Linked DNA regions of Homo sapiens: region 1 is linked to region 2. The links are chromatin contacts, found by Hi-C or POLR2A ChIA-PET in ENCODE. All regions are on one chromosome and are shown on one strand. Each heading gives the region's core, a stretch centred on a gene start or an enhancer-like site at or near the end of the contact. The rest is flanking DNA. Distances are from core to core; before and after follow the strand shown.

Evidence for each region. Hi-C counts contacts between places; a loop is a spot of excess contacts on that map. ChIA-PET counts read pairs that join two places held with the same protein, here RNA polymerase II (POLR2A). Pooled maps may share reads with other maps.
Region 1: a pooled map shows a loop between it and region 2 (4-fold over the local background). The contact joins two enhancer-like sites. A Hi-C loop is called at or near these places in 1 of 168 maps with a recorded cell type or tissue (mucosa of descending colon), 1 of 37 single-sample maps with no recorded cell type and 4 of 50 pooled maps. POLR2A ChIA-PET finds 5 or more read pairs at or near these places in 2 of 52 experiments (GM12878 and WTC11).

The regions. Positions count from the first base shown.
Region 1 is chr1:24,233,907-24,240,164 of GRCh38, reverse strand. No RefSeq gene overlaps it. Among named protein-coding and RNA genes, the nearest start is that of LINC02800, 37 kb to the right of the region's middle. Within about 2 kb of position 3,249, at least 8 of the 41 ENCODE cell types and tissues checked have a DNase peak (open chromatin) inside an H3K27ac peak, as active enhancers do.
Region 2 is chr1:24,362,131-24,368,019 of GRCh38, reverse strand. The region is part of intron 7 of STPG1 (sperm tail PG-rich repeat containing 1); the gene reads left to right. It also overlaps a transcript of GRHL3 not described here. Among named protein-coding and RNA genes, the nearest start is that of GRHL3-AS1, 43 kb to the right of the region's middle. RefSeq lists enhancers at 2,693-2,742, 2,507-2,801, 2,004-3,203. Within about 2 kb of position 2,664, at least 9 of the 41 ENCODE cell types and tissues checked have a DNase peak (open chromatin) inside an H3K27ac peak, as active enhancers do.

The sequences.
Region 1 (6,258 bases), core at 2,000-4,499, 130 kb after region 2:
GTTTGGAGAGACTTAGAGAAGGTATATGGCAGTGTGTTGGAAGATTTACCAAAGTGTATTGCTTATACTTCTGTATTTTATTATGGGAGACTATTAACTTTTTCTTCACACACTTCAGCATCATTTGATATGTTACAATGGGCATATATTTTAATCATCATCATCATTGTTAATATTATTTTGTAATTAACAAAACAGGGAATATAGGTGTTCCTTGTATTGTTCATGTTACTTTTCTGTAAGTTTGGAATTACATAAATTTAAAAACTTAAACATTTTAAAACAAAACAAAGTAAAAATAGTTTACTTTTTCAAGAAATTAAATACTAAACCCGTACAGATCCCTTTCGAAACTGCTAACTAAGCTGAAATGACCCACACAAAAATATTCAGATTAAAAAAAGGAAGGTCTGGGCTTTGGATGTGACCCTCCTCTTCAGTCCAGGGGAATCCAAGGCCCCTCTTCATCTGATAATTCATGAAGCATGGAGAGTGTTAAACTGTGGTCATGACTCCTATGCAGAGGCTAGAGAGAATCTGTGGCCTCCTGACATCTTAGGAAGATGTTTCTCTGTGCATCTTTTGTGCGTCTTCGGCTCTTGTCCGATTCTCAGAGGGTCTGTGACCTAAAAGAGGCTAAAGTCCAGAACTTTGCTTTATCTTTAAATTCTGTCATTTGCAGATATGATTTCAGTAAGTCAGCCTACAAACTGAAAACTTTAACAGCCAGGACAAACACGATGATTTTTATTCATTATACTATATTCATTATACTAAAATTCACTGTAAAAATGAGAAAATCCTATAAAGCCAGAATATCTGCAATTATAATTTTTTATTTTCTGTTTTTGTTCATTTCTACTTTTTTCTTTTTTTTGAGACAGAGTCGTGCTCTGTCACCAGGCTGGAGTGCAGTGACACGATCTCAGCTCACTACAACCTCCGCCTCCCGCGTTCAAGTAATTCTCCTGCCTCAGCCTCCCAACGCATCCACCACCATGCCCAGCTGATTTTTGTATTTTTAGTAGAGACGGGGTTTCACCATGTTGGCCAGGATGGTCTCAATCTCTTGACCTTGGGATCCATCCACTTCAGCCTCCCAAAGTGCTGGCATTACAGGAGTGAGCCACCGTGTCCAGTCCATTTCTACTTTCTAAATATACTACAGTGAACACGTATTATCTTGGCAATAATAAAATTCTATGAATACATTTATTAGTATAAATATAAACATGTATATTGAACGATGCATAGACAAAAGCCTAAAAGAAATCACACCCAAGATACTCACCATGTTTATGCATGAGTGATGGGGTTGTAGGTTTTTAAACTTTCTTCTTTGGGTTTACTAGGAGTTCCTACATTTTCTTTATTGCTTTTGGAATAGGGGAGAAATTATTCTGAAGCAATACGAAATCACTCCCCTCAGCTGGGTGTGGTGGCTCATGCCTGTAATCCCAGCACTTTGGGAGGCCAAGGTGGGCGGATCACTTGAGGTCAGGCGTTGGAGACCAGCCTGGCCAACATGGTGAAAACCCGTCTCTACTAAAAATACAAAAGATTAGCTGGGCGTGGTGGTGGGTGTCTGGAATCCCAGCTACTTGGGAGGCTGAGACAAGAGAATTGCTTGAACCCAGGAGGCGGAGATTACAGTGAGCCGAGATGGCGCCATTGCACTCTAGCCTGGGTAACAAGAACGAAACTCCAACTCAAAAAAAAAAAGAAATTATCAGTTCCCTCCTGTTGATCATTTAAGATCTCTTTTTTCTAGCCCCCCGCCACCCCACAACTGGCACCCTTTCCTGCAACGCCTCTCACTCCACATTCGTAGCCTTGTTTGGAGAAAGCGGGGACAAAGAAGGCTCACCCAGCCATGCTGGGGATGAGTTTCTTTTGGGGCTCAGCCCCTGAGTCACATGAGAAACCCTTAAGCACAAACTCCAGACATCTCACTCTCTCTCCCACCGCTGCATTCTCATGGGAGAGTTCAAAGGTTGAAAGGGCAATCTAAGAGTTGGAGTAGCTGAGGCTCAGACAGGCTGAAGGAAAGAGGCTTTCTCAGATTCAGGGATTTTTCTAGATTCAGGGATTTTTCTAGCACAAGAGGAGCAGGGTAGAAATTGGGAGGCTGGGCTCTGACGTCAGGCTGCCTGAGTTCTAATTCCAATTCTCCTGAAGTATTGGAGTTCCAATACCAGCTGTGTGACTTCAGGCTAGTTCCTTAACCTCTCTGAGCCTCGGTTTCCTCATCTGCAAAATGGGGTAGTGATAGTACCAAGAAGGAGGTTGTGTGATATGAAGACATATCAGTAAAGCATCCCATAAAATGTGAAATCATGAACACTCTCCCTCAGTAAATGAATGATTTATCGAAACCTGCATAATTTCATAGCAGGCAGACCAAGAAAATTGTAATCTCTTCACACCATAGCTATAGGGTTGCACCACTTTGGCAGGTGAACAAACACACGAACCACCTTTGTCGATATTAGTCTCGAAGTACGTGAGGTTGAAATGATATAAGGTCTTTAGTGAAAGGGCTTTCATATTTTAAGAAATTCATCCTCCCAGGATAGTAAAATTCCAATGACATACTTTATGTGCAGCACCTAGGTTAGTGCCCGGCAAGAGTGCTTCATGTGCAAATATCTACTCAAAAAGATGACTTGGCTTCCTGCCCCTGGGGCCTGGCAGCCACCCTGAGACCCCATCCAACACTGCTGTCCCCACCTTTCCTACAGGGGAAGGGGCTGCTGGTATTCTCCTGGCGAGGGTCCCATCTGGTTCTCGCCCCAGAAACAGAAGGTAAATAGGGGCTGGGGGCTTGCAACAGAAATCCTGGAACTCCTCCTGGGCTAGGAAGTAGTGTCCCAGCAACAAGTCAAAAGTGGGAGCAAGGGCATGTGGTATGTGACCCCAAGATGCTCCTCTTCCCCCTGGCTTGGGGGTCCCTACTTGTCAGTAGTTTATACATCACCTCCTCCAGGAAGCCACCCTAGCTTCCCTCTCCCCATCCTACAACCAGAGCCTCTTCTGGCTTCCTCACACTCTGCTTACCCCATCACAGCACTTGGCACAATCGATTCCAATAGCGTGTCCGCTTGCTCAATGCTACACTCCCCGTGCCTCCCACCTGGTAGACCGAGAGCTTTGAGGAGGACAGGGAGTGTGTTTTATTGTCTGTATCTCTGGCATCTAGCACAGGGCTCAGAGTGGGCCCTCCATAATCAGGTATGTGAGTAAGTGCCTGAGCACATGAGTACATGAGTAATTTGGCACAACTTGTAGGGCAGAGGTTAAGAATCTGGGCTTCAGAGCCAAACAAACCTTGATCAAATCCCAGCTCCGCATCTCCCTGGCATGGAACTTGGACGAGTTCTTTCCTCCCTGGGCCGTGTCGTCCTCATGGGTAAAGTGGAAATAATAACAGTTCCCAAAGCACCAGTTATTGTGAGGGTTAAAGGCAGCAGTCACAACAAAGAATGAGCTCAGAGCCTGCATGCGTTCCATAAATGCAAGTATTCCATAAATGCCCTCTGTGCTGCTGTCTCCCCAGCTCCTAGAAGTGTGGCGGCTGGAAGCCTCCATCCCCTCCACCCTAGGAATGTGAAGGGCCCGCCTCGGTGGCAGTGTAGGGTCGGGGGAAAGCTGGTGGGCTTCCTGACCTGGATCCACTGCTCCTTTCAGAGACAAGGGTTGAGACACTGGCCTCAGCCTGGCTCACCCTTCCTGGGCCTCAAAGGCTGGGGCTCCCCCTCTCCTTGTCAAAATTAGCCTATCACATCCTGTGAAACTCAGGTGGGTGACTCAGAGACAGGCGGGCCACCTCGATTGCTGTTCCCAGGGCTGGGCTCATGGGCAAGGCGAGGCGTGGGCCCTCCACACACACCCACACCCCACAGGGACCCCGGGCCAGCAGCGAGCACCCCTTCCTCCCTCTCAGAAGCAGCCAGGGAAGCCCACCTCCCCTGACTTTTTCTCCTCTTTTCTTTTCTTCCCACTCGTCCAGCCTCTTGTTTTCTGCCCCCAAGGTGAAACGTGAGATCTGTCATTAGAAATTACCATGACTGACTGTCTAGCAGCTGACAGCATTGAGGAGAAGGGAGGAGTGGGGTCTGCGGGGCTGGCTCAGTGGGTTTTTCCCCAGTCCCTCTCCCGACTGCCCTCCCAGGATGGCAGAGCCAGATGTGTTCACATCCAAAACACACTAATTGTTTCTGGAAATCATCTGGGAAGATCTTCCTACAGCTGCAGTTCTCAAAAGGTGGTCTGTGGACCCTTGGGCATCCCGAAGTGCCTTTGAATCTTTCACCTTTTACCAAAGACCCTTGGAGGGGGGCCACAAGATCAAAACCATTATAATCATCCTGAGATGATGTCTTTATCACTCTCATTCACTCACAAATATTTAATGGAGTTTTCCGGGAGCTCTGTGACATGTGACATTGCAACAGATTGAATGCAGAAGTAGATACAATAATCCTGCGTGGTGGCTCACACCTGTAATCCCAGCACTTTGGGAGGCTGAGGCAGGCAGATCACTGGAAGCCAGGAGCTCGATACCAGCCTGGCCAACATGGCGAAACCCCATCTCTACTAAAAATAGAAAAAAATTAGCCAGAGATCGTGGCACATGCCTATAATCCCAGCAATGCAGGAAGCTGAGGCATGAGAATGGCTTGAACCCGGGAGGCAGAGGTTGCAGTGAGCCGAGATTGTGCCACTGCACTCCAGCCTGGGTGACAGAGTGAGACTCTGGTTAAAAAAAAAGAAAAAAAGAAAAAAGAAAAAAAAAGAATCCAGCTGTCTCCTGTGAAGCCAATCATTAAAGAGACCTGCAAAAATACAAAACGATGCCACTCCTTTAATTGGTTTTAATTTGGAAAATTGTGTCATTTCTTATAAAACTATGTTTTGTGTTAACATGTGATGAATTTATTATCCTCGCTTTAAATCAGTTTCTCAACCTTGGCACTATTGACATTTGGGCCAGATAATTCTGTTTATTGGGGGGTGCATCTGTGTATGGTAGGATGCATCTCGGATGCTGAGCAGCATCTCTGGCCTCACTACACACTAGACGCCGGTAGCATGCCCCATCTCCAGCTGTAACAAACAAAAATGGCTTCCAGCCTCGTCAAGTGTCCCCTGGGAGATAAAACTATCCCTGGTTGAGAACTACTACTTTAAATAAATGAATTACTACTTTCAATAAATGAACTAATTAATTAATTAAAATTTCCCAGTTTCAATTTCTAGTATGACAATTAGCAATAAATATAACAAAACTTTCAATGACTTTTATCTTCTTTTTTTTTTTTTTTTTTTGAGATAGGGTCTCACTCTGTTACCCAGGCTGGAGTGCAGTGGCCTGATCACAGTTCACAGCAGCCTCAACTTCCTGGACTCAAGCAATCCTCCCACCTCAGCCTCCTGAGTAGCTGGAGTCCCAGCTACTTGCCACCATGCCCGGCTAATTTTTTAATTTTTTATAGAGATGAGGTCTCACTATATTGCCCAGACTGATCTCAGACTCCTGGGCTCAAGTGATTCTCCCGCCTCAGCCTCCCAAATTGCTGGGATTGCAGGTGTGAGCCACTGTGCCTGGTCACTCAGTGACTTTTAAGAGTGTAAAGTGGTCCAGAGACTAAGAATTTTAGAAACCTCTGCCTTAAACCACACACAAGGCATCATGGGTTTGCAGATGAGGACAAAGGACTGGCAGCTCCGACGTTTTTCACTGGCGTGTTCCTGCAGAGGAGAGCACTCCTCACTGTATAACTGTGGGAGGTGTGAGTCAGCCTCCCACAGAGGGGATTCTTTTTGTCCTTTTAAATAACATTTCTTTTGCTTTTTCAAATAACAAAACAAAATCAGCACATAGGGTGGCAAACATACGAAAACACAAGGGGGTGAGAAAGAATCTCCAATGATTCCACCCAAGAAATAACTACACTTCACATTTTGGTGTTTTGTCTTAATAGTTAAGGAACTGAGTGACATGGTTTGGATCTGGTCCCAAATTGCATGCAAATTGTAATTCCCAGTGTTGGAGGTGGGGCCTGGTGGGAGGTGATCAATCATGGGGGTGATTTCTCATGAATGGCTTAGCACCATCCCCCACACACCCGGTCCCGTTCTCACAATAGTGAGTTATCACGAGATCTGGTTGTTTAAAAGCGTGTAGCTCCTCCCCCCTTGCTCTCTTTTTCCTGCTCTGGCCATGTGATGTGTGTGCTCCCCCTCCACTTGCCATCA
Region 2 (5,889 bases), core at 1,415-3,914:
ACTATTCCCTTACTCTGCCAGAGAAAGAGTGGTCAAGAGGACAGGTGTTGGAGTTGGCCGACCAGAGTATGAATCCCAGCTCTGTACCTTCCAGAGACTTCTCCTCTCTGAGCCTCAGTTTTATGTTATTAAGTAGAGATAAGGATCTTATCTCGTAGGGATTCCATGAAGATTCGATGAGAAGATGTTGGAAAATAGCTATTACCGGTTGGGCATGGTGACTCACGCCTGTAATCCCAGCATTTTGGGAGCCCAAGGCAGATGGATCACTTGAGGCTAGGAGTTTGAGACCAGTCTGGCCAACATGGCAAAACCCCATCTCTACTAAAAATACAAAGCTGGGCGTGGTGGAGGGCGCCTGTAATCCCAGCTACTCAGGAGGCTGAGGCAGGAGAATTGCTTGAACCGGGGAGGTGGAGGTTGCAGTGAGCCGAGATCATGCCACTGCACTCCAGCCTGGGTGACAGAGCAAGACTTGGTCTCAAAAAGAAAGAAAATAGCTATTACCCTTATAATGATAGCTGTGGTTATTGTATATCCTATAGACCTACTAGGCTATATTATACAATACAGCTGTTATTTGGCATGGCAGCTCAAGCCCCCAGCCCAAATTTGGAAGCTTCTTCAAGGAAAATGGTGAAATAACATAAGAGTGGAGGATGCTCAATTTTTAACTGCTTTATCTGGAGAAATATCTTCTGGCTTTTGCTCAAGTTTGAACAGGTGGTTTGAGATCGTTCTTATTTTATGGCGTTTGCATTTGTCAGTCAGCAGACTCTATAGATTTCTAGTTCTGTACTGGAGGCTCAGGTGAACAGGACACCACGCCTCCAGCCAACCTCATCTGGGAACAGCCTCGAAGCCAGGTGGAGGAGCCTGCAGCAAAATGCCGGGTTAGGTGGCCCCAGGGGTGTATGGCCATGTACAACCCATGGGGCCGTCTTCCCACTGGGCAGTGCAGCGGGACTGCGTGTCTGGGGCTTCTAGGGCTCGCTGGCTCTCTGTCAATGCTTCACAAATAAAAGGTCTTTGGTTAATAAGTCTGAGAAGCACTGCATCGTAACCCTCTGCCCCTGAGAACATCGCAGTCTGCACAGGCATCTTAAAGGCTCTGAGAAGGCCTGCAGTAAAGGAACCTATTAACCCGCTGTCTCCTAAACTTGGGTTCACCCTGATGAGGGGATGGTGCCCCAGGCTCTATAGCACGACATTTGTATAGCTGGCTCTGTGGTCTGGGGCTGCTCTGGGCACCTCTCTGGGTCTTCATTTCTCTATAAGCGAAAGAAGGGTGTCTGCATTTCTGACACATCAGAATCCCAGGTTTGCTCACCATGGACTCAGGAGAGCACACAGGGGACAACGAACGTGGAGCCAGCCTGGACCCACAGAGGAGGTCCAGATTATGTATTTTAAAATTAACGTGGGAAAGATGAAGCTAAGAAATTTATCATTTTATTTGGAAAGCAAGAAGATAAGACTGGTAGGCTTTGGACTATTCTAAAAAAAACATTTATCTGTTCCCGATGAATGATGAAGAAAATGATGTAATGAAAAGAAAAGACAGCTGAATATCAGAGTGTTGAGGAAATATCCAAAATCCAGTTTCTCAAATTCCAGTTCTGTTTTCTCCTGTGTCCCTGGAGGGAAGAGAGGGACAGGAGCTACACGGGTTCCTGAGGTCAGTAGACCCCTGAGGTGACCCCATCTGCATGCACCTTCCCTTAGGACTTTGTCCACATCAGAACTAATCCTCTTTAGCTCTCCACGGCTACGTGGAGCGGCGGTGACTTGCCGCCATGTTTCTTTCTCGGGAACACACGCGTGCCATGCAGGGGGAGACCTGCCCTCATCTGTCTTGGGTTGGAGTTGATGGGCTTCCCATTCTTGGGCAGAGTTACAGCTACAGAAATGCTTTTCTGGATCTGCTTTCTTCAGGGTGCAGGAAGCATCAGTGCAGATATGAATTCTCCCTGGAGTTTTTAGTCTCATGTTACTGGCCAAAAAATGTAAAGCCCAGCCGTGAGAGGATGGCTGGATATGACCAAAGCTCAGGAGGCCACCATTAGGGCAGGGAACGGCTGATCACGTCCCCTGAAGAGGCCATGGAGGCAGCGTGGGCAGTGGATTGATTAGCGTAGGCCCCAAAGTCAGTACCATGGAACCTCCACTTTCCCTGCTCACCAGCCCTGTGGGCCTGGGGGAAGGGAGGTCACTTAACTCCCAGTGGGTTCAAAGTCATCCTTGGTGAACCAGGATAAGAACACCTCATAATGTGGTTGTAAGGATAAAAGGAGATAACCCACAAAATTCACATGGTAACTTGTATTTTTATCAAAGCAGGTGAGCGGGTCCTCTGTGTCTTCCTAGGGTTTCTAGTGTGGCCCCGCAGGGCGGATGCTGTGCTTGGGGCTGGCTGTTTGTTAGCACTGGCATTTCTGAGCTCCTTAGCTAAAGGTCATGCCATCGGGTGTTCCTTGGCCATGGCCACCTTGCTGACTCAAAGCTAAGAGGACTTCTCAGCTTCCAGGGTGTCTTCAGAAGCAAAGTGAAGTATCAGCCAAGGTTTCGCTTCTGAGGTCTTCAATATCCGTCACAGTGATGACTCAATCACTTAGGGTGAGTCAGGGTGAGAGTTTTGGAGATCAAAATAGTTCCTCCTAGGCAATGCCTTCCAACTCATGCTCCCCAGCAAGGAGGTGCAACACTCAGGGCCATTTTTCTAACCCTTGATCTGCTTCCTGGAGTTTTAAGCCACTGGATTTGCACAGACACGCTGTCTTGTCACAGCTAGAGCTGAAAAATCAAGCCCCGTTGGCCCCACTCCAATTTTGGTAATTAGATTGGACCCACCCTAACTTCCCCTGGGATTTTCAATTAGATATGGGATGCTTCTTCCCAAGCAGCTGTAATCTGTCACCCGCTACCCTGTTAAACAGATACTGCATTCCACCCCAGAGGCAATCGGCTGCCCTTTAATGATGAGAAAAATTGCCCCTTTATCCCTCCCAACCCTGGGAATCCCTGAGGCGAGTGAATGTGTGCCTGGGAGTGTCTGGAGGGTCTCAGATGCTTTCCCCAAGTGGCCTGCTGAGTCCTCTAAGACATTCATTATTCTTAGGTGATTTGCAAACAGCTCACATTGGAAGCTGCAAACACACTTAATCCAGTTGTGGCCAACTCAGAGCCTTTGATAGATGTTTTCTTTCCACGGGGCAGGGCCAGGTTGGCTTTTATAACTGAGCAATGAGGCTCATAAAAGCCCTGGTCACAATGCACTGTGGGCTGCCCTGGGTTTGATCCAGCCTGACCTTTGTGATTTGTCAGCCCCACCTCGACATGGAGGGACCAGCCCTGGATGAGGATGAAACTGTCATGTGGGCCTCAGATGCCTGGGCTCCTTTACATGCTGCCAGCCCTCTGCTTTTCTCTGCACTTCAGCAAATGTTCCCGGGATAGGGCTAGGGGCCTCAAAGCTGAGGAAGACACAATACCTTCCCTTAAAGAGCTAGGCAAGTAAAAGCCATAGAAAATGCAACATTTTAAATGCAAAGTAATAGCCAGAATGTATTCAGGGGCCACATACTCTGAGCTGAGAGCTCTCAGATGTGACCTGCCGTCGTCCTTCCACCTCTCCTCCAGGTGGGTGTGTCATTCCGAGTTTACAGTGAAGTGCAGGCTGTTGACGGTGGTGGGGCTGGGATTTGAATCCAGGTCCCTCTGCCTCCAAAATCCATCTCCAAAACCCATGTTCCTCACTTGAGTCACAGGATGGGAACATTCAAGACAGTCAGGTGGGGGGTGGCGAGACAGGCGTGGGTGGAGGAGAGAAGTTTCCCTGGAAGAAAGTGAGAACGTCAAGAATTGAATTCGAGTTTGCAGGGAAAGTTGGTGTTTCTCACAGAAGGAACAGCAGGGACAAAGGCATGGAGTTGCTGAACTGTGTTGTGTTGGGTGTTTCTGGAAGGTAAAACGGAAGCAGCAGGACATGGGAGATTAGGCTGGATTGAGAGGCCATAAATAGATCTTGCCTTTAAGTTTTCATCAGGGTTTGTAAGTGGGGAGTATCAGAAGCAAGTGAACAACCCAGGAAATCACTGGTGAATGGAGGGTTGAAGGCAGTCTAGGTGCTCAGCGTCTGTCTCCTTGTGTCCCAATTCCTGCCATAACAGCTACAGCTTTCCCCATTCCATGCTTTTGCTCCTGCTGTTCCCTCTGCTGGAAATGCTCTTCCCCACCTGAAGATTTTCTGGATTTCTGGATGGATTTCTGGATTCATCTTGTTGGAATTAATGTCCCTCTGTCTCTGTCTCTTTCTCTCTGCTTTCAATGCAGTTTTTTATTTTAACCTCTATTCGAACAGATTTCATGTTTTTAAACAAATGTTACAAGTAAAGCACAATCTTCCTAACAATCTGGGTAGTAGGTATTATTTCCACTGTTTTACAGATGAGGAAATTGAGGCTTAAGGAGGTTAAGAGCCTTTTCTAAGAACACATAGCTGTTGAACGGGGAAGTGGGGATTCAAACCCAGCTCTGTCTGAGTGCAAAGCCTGTACTGCCTGAAGTTGTCACCAGTCATGGCTGTTGCTGGCAGCGGATTGTCAAGCCCTTAAGGACACTCAAGTCCGTGTCTTAGTACAGAACTGCCTGGATTCCCAAGCATGCCTGGCCCAGAATCCCACACATGGCTGGTGCTCATGAAAGATCCATAGTGCTAGGCTGAAGGTTCTGAGCCTCTCCTGGGCATACTGAAGGAGTGGAAGACAAGAAACCTCTCTAACCCATCTTGCCAAGAACACTGGTGAGTCATTAACTCAGCGTGCTCCAGCCTTCTGCAGGCTGTCCTTGGCTAAGAAAGCAGACACCTCATGGTTTTCTCAAAGAACAGGGTGGGAATCTTGGGCTTGGAGTGACCCAGACCAGTGATGGGGTGACCTCATATAATGGTTGATTTGTTCCAGCTGTAATTTCCAGGAATCAAACCTGTCTCTCCATGATGCCAGCCACAAACTCATCAAATGTCTGGAGGTGTTTTGAAGGGGGAGCCACAAGCCAGAACAAGGAGAAGCCAGCTTTTATTTATAAGGGGAGAGGTTGTTGATTACACCCTGTAACCAGTTCTTCCATGCAGATTCATAGCAAACAGGGAGGCAGCATGTCCCCCCTTTCCCTGTGGGTACCTTTGTTCTAAATATAAGCATCCACGCCAGCTGCTCCTCCACCACAAGATGTGAGCCCAAGCACATTTATGATGGCTTTCAGTGTCCTCTCTGACCAGGGGGGTGTCCCCTGCCTCAGCATGACTCTGGGGTGGAAGGGCCCTGTCAGTCTTTTACGAGGCTCAGTTGCCTGTCTGTCACCAAGCAGCACACATTGATGCTGACACAGGGATCATCAGAAGAATAACAACTACCTTTATTGAGCACCTACTATGTGCTGGTGCTCTACTAGGTGCTTTACATACCTTTTCTCTGTTCATTGTAACTCCTTTATAAAGTTAGTGTCATTGTTCCTTGCAATGCTGTGTATACTGACGCTAAGCTATAGAGAAATCAGGGGCCTTGTCTTACAGCCAGTAAGTGGCATGACTAGAATTCAGCCTCAGGTTTGTGTGTGACCCTTAAACTCAGTCCCCTCCGCCATCATGCTTTCTCCATATTGCTAGGTGCCAAACACTTGAGTTCTATGCCAGCATTCCTACAAAGGTGCCTATAACTGGATCGGTTACTTTGTCTCTCCGGACACCAACATTTTTAGAAAACTAAGGAGGTTGAAGAAGACATCACTTGGGTCCCCTCAAGCTCTCTGTGTTTAAGAAGTTGTTGGCTAAAGTGCAGTAGTGCCCCAGTGGCCAGGAATCCCAAGTCCCCTCCTTTGCTTGGATGGGCT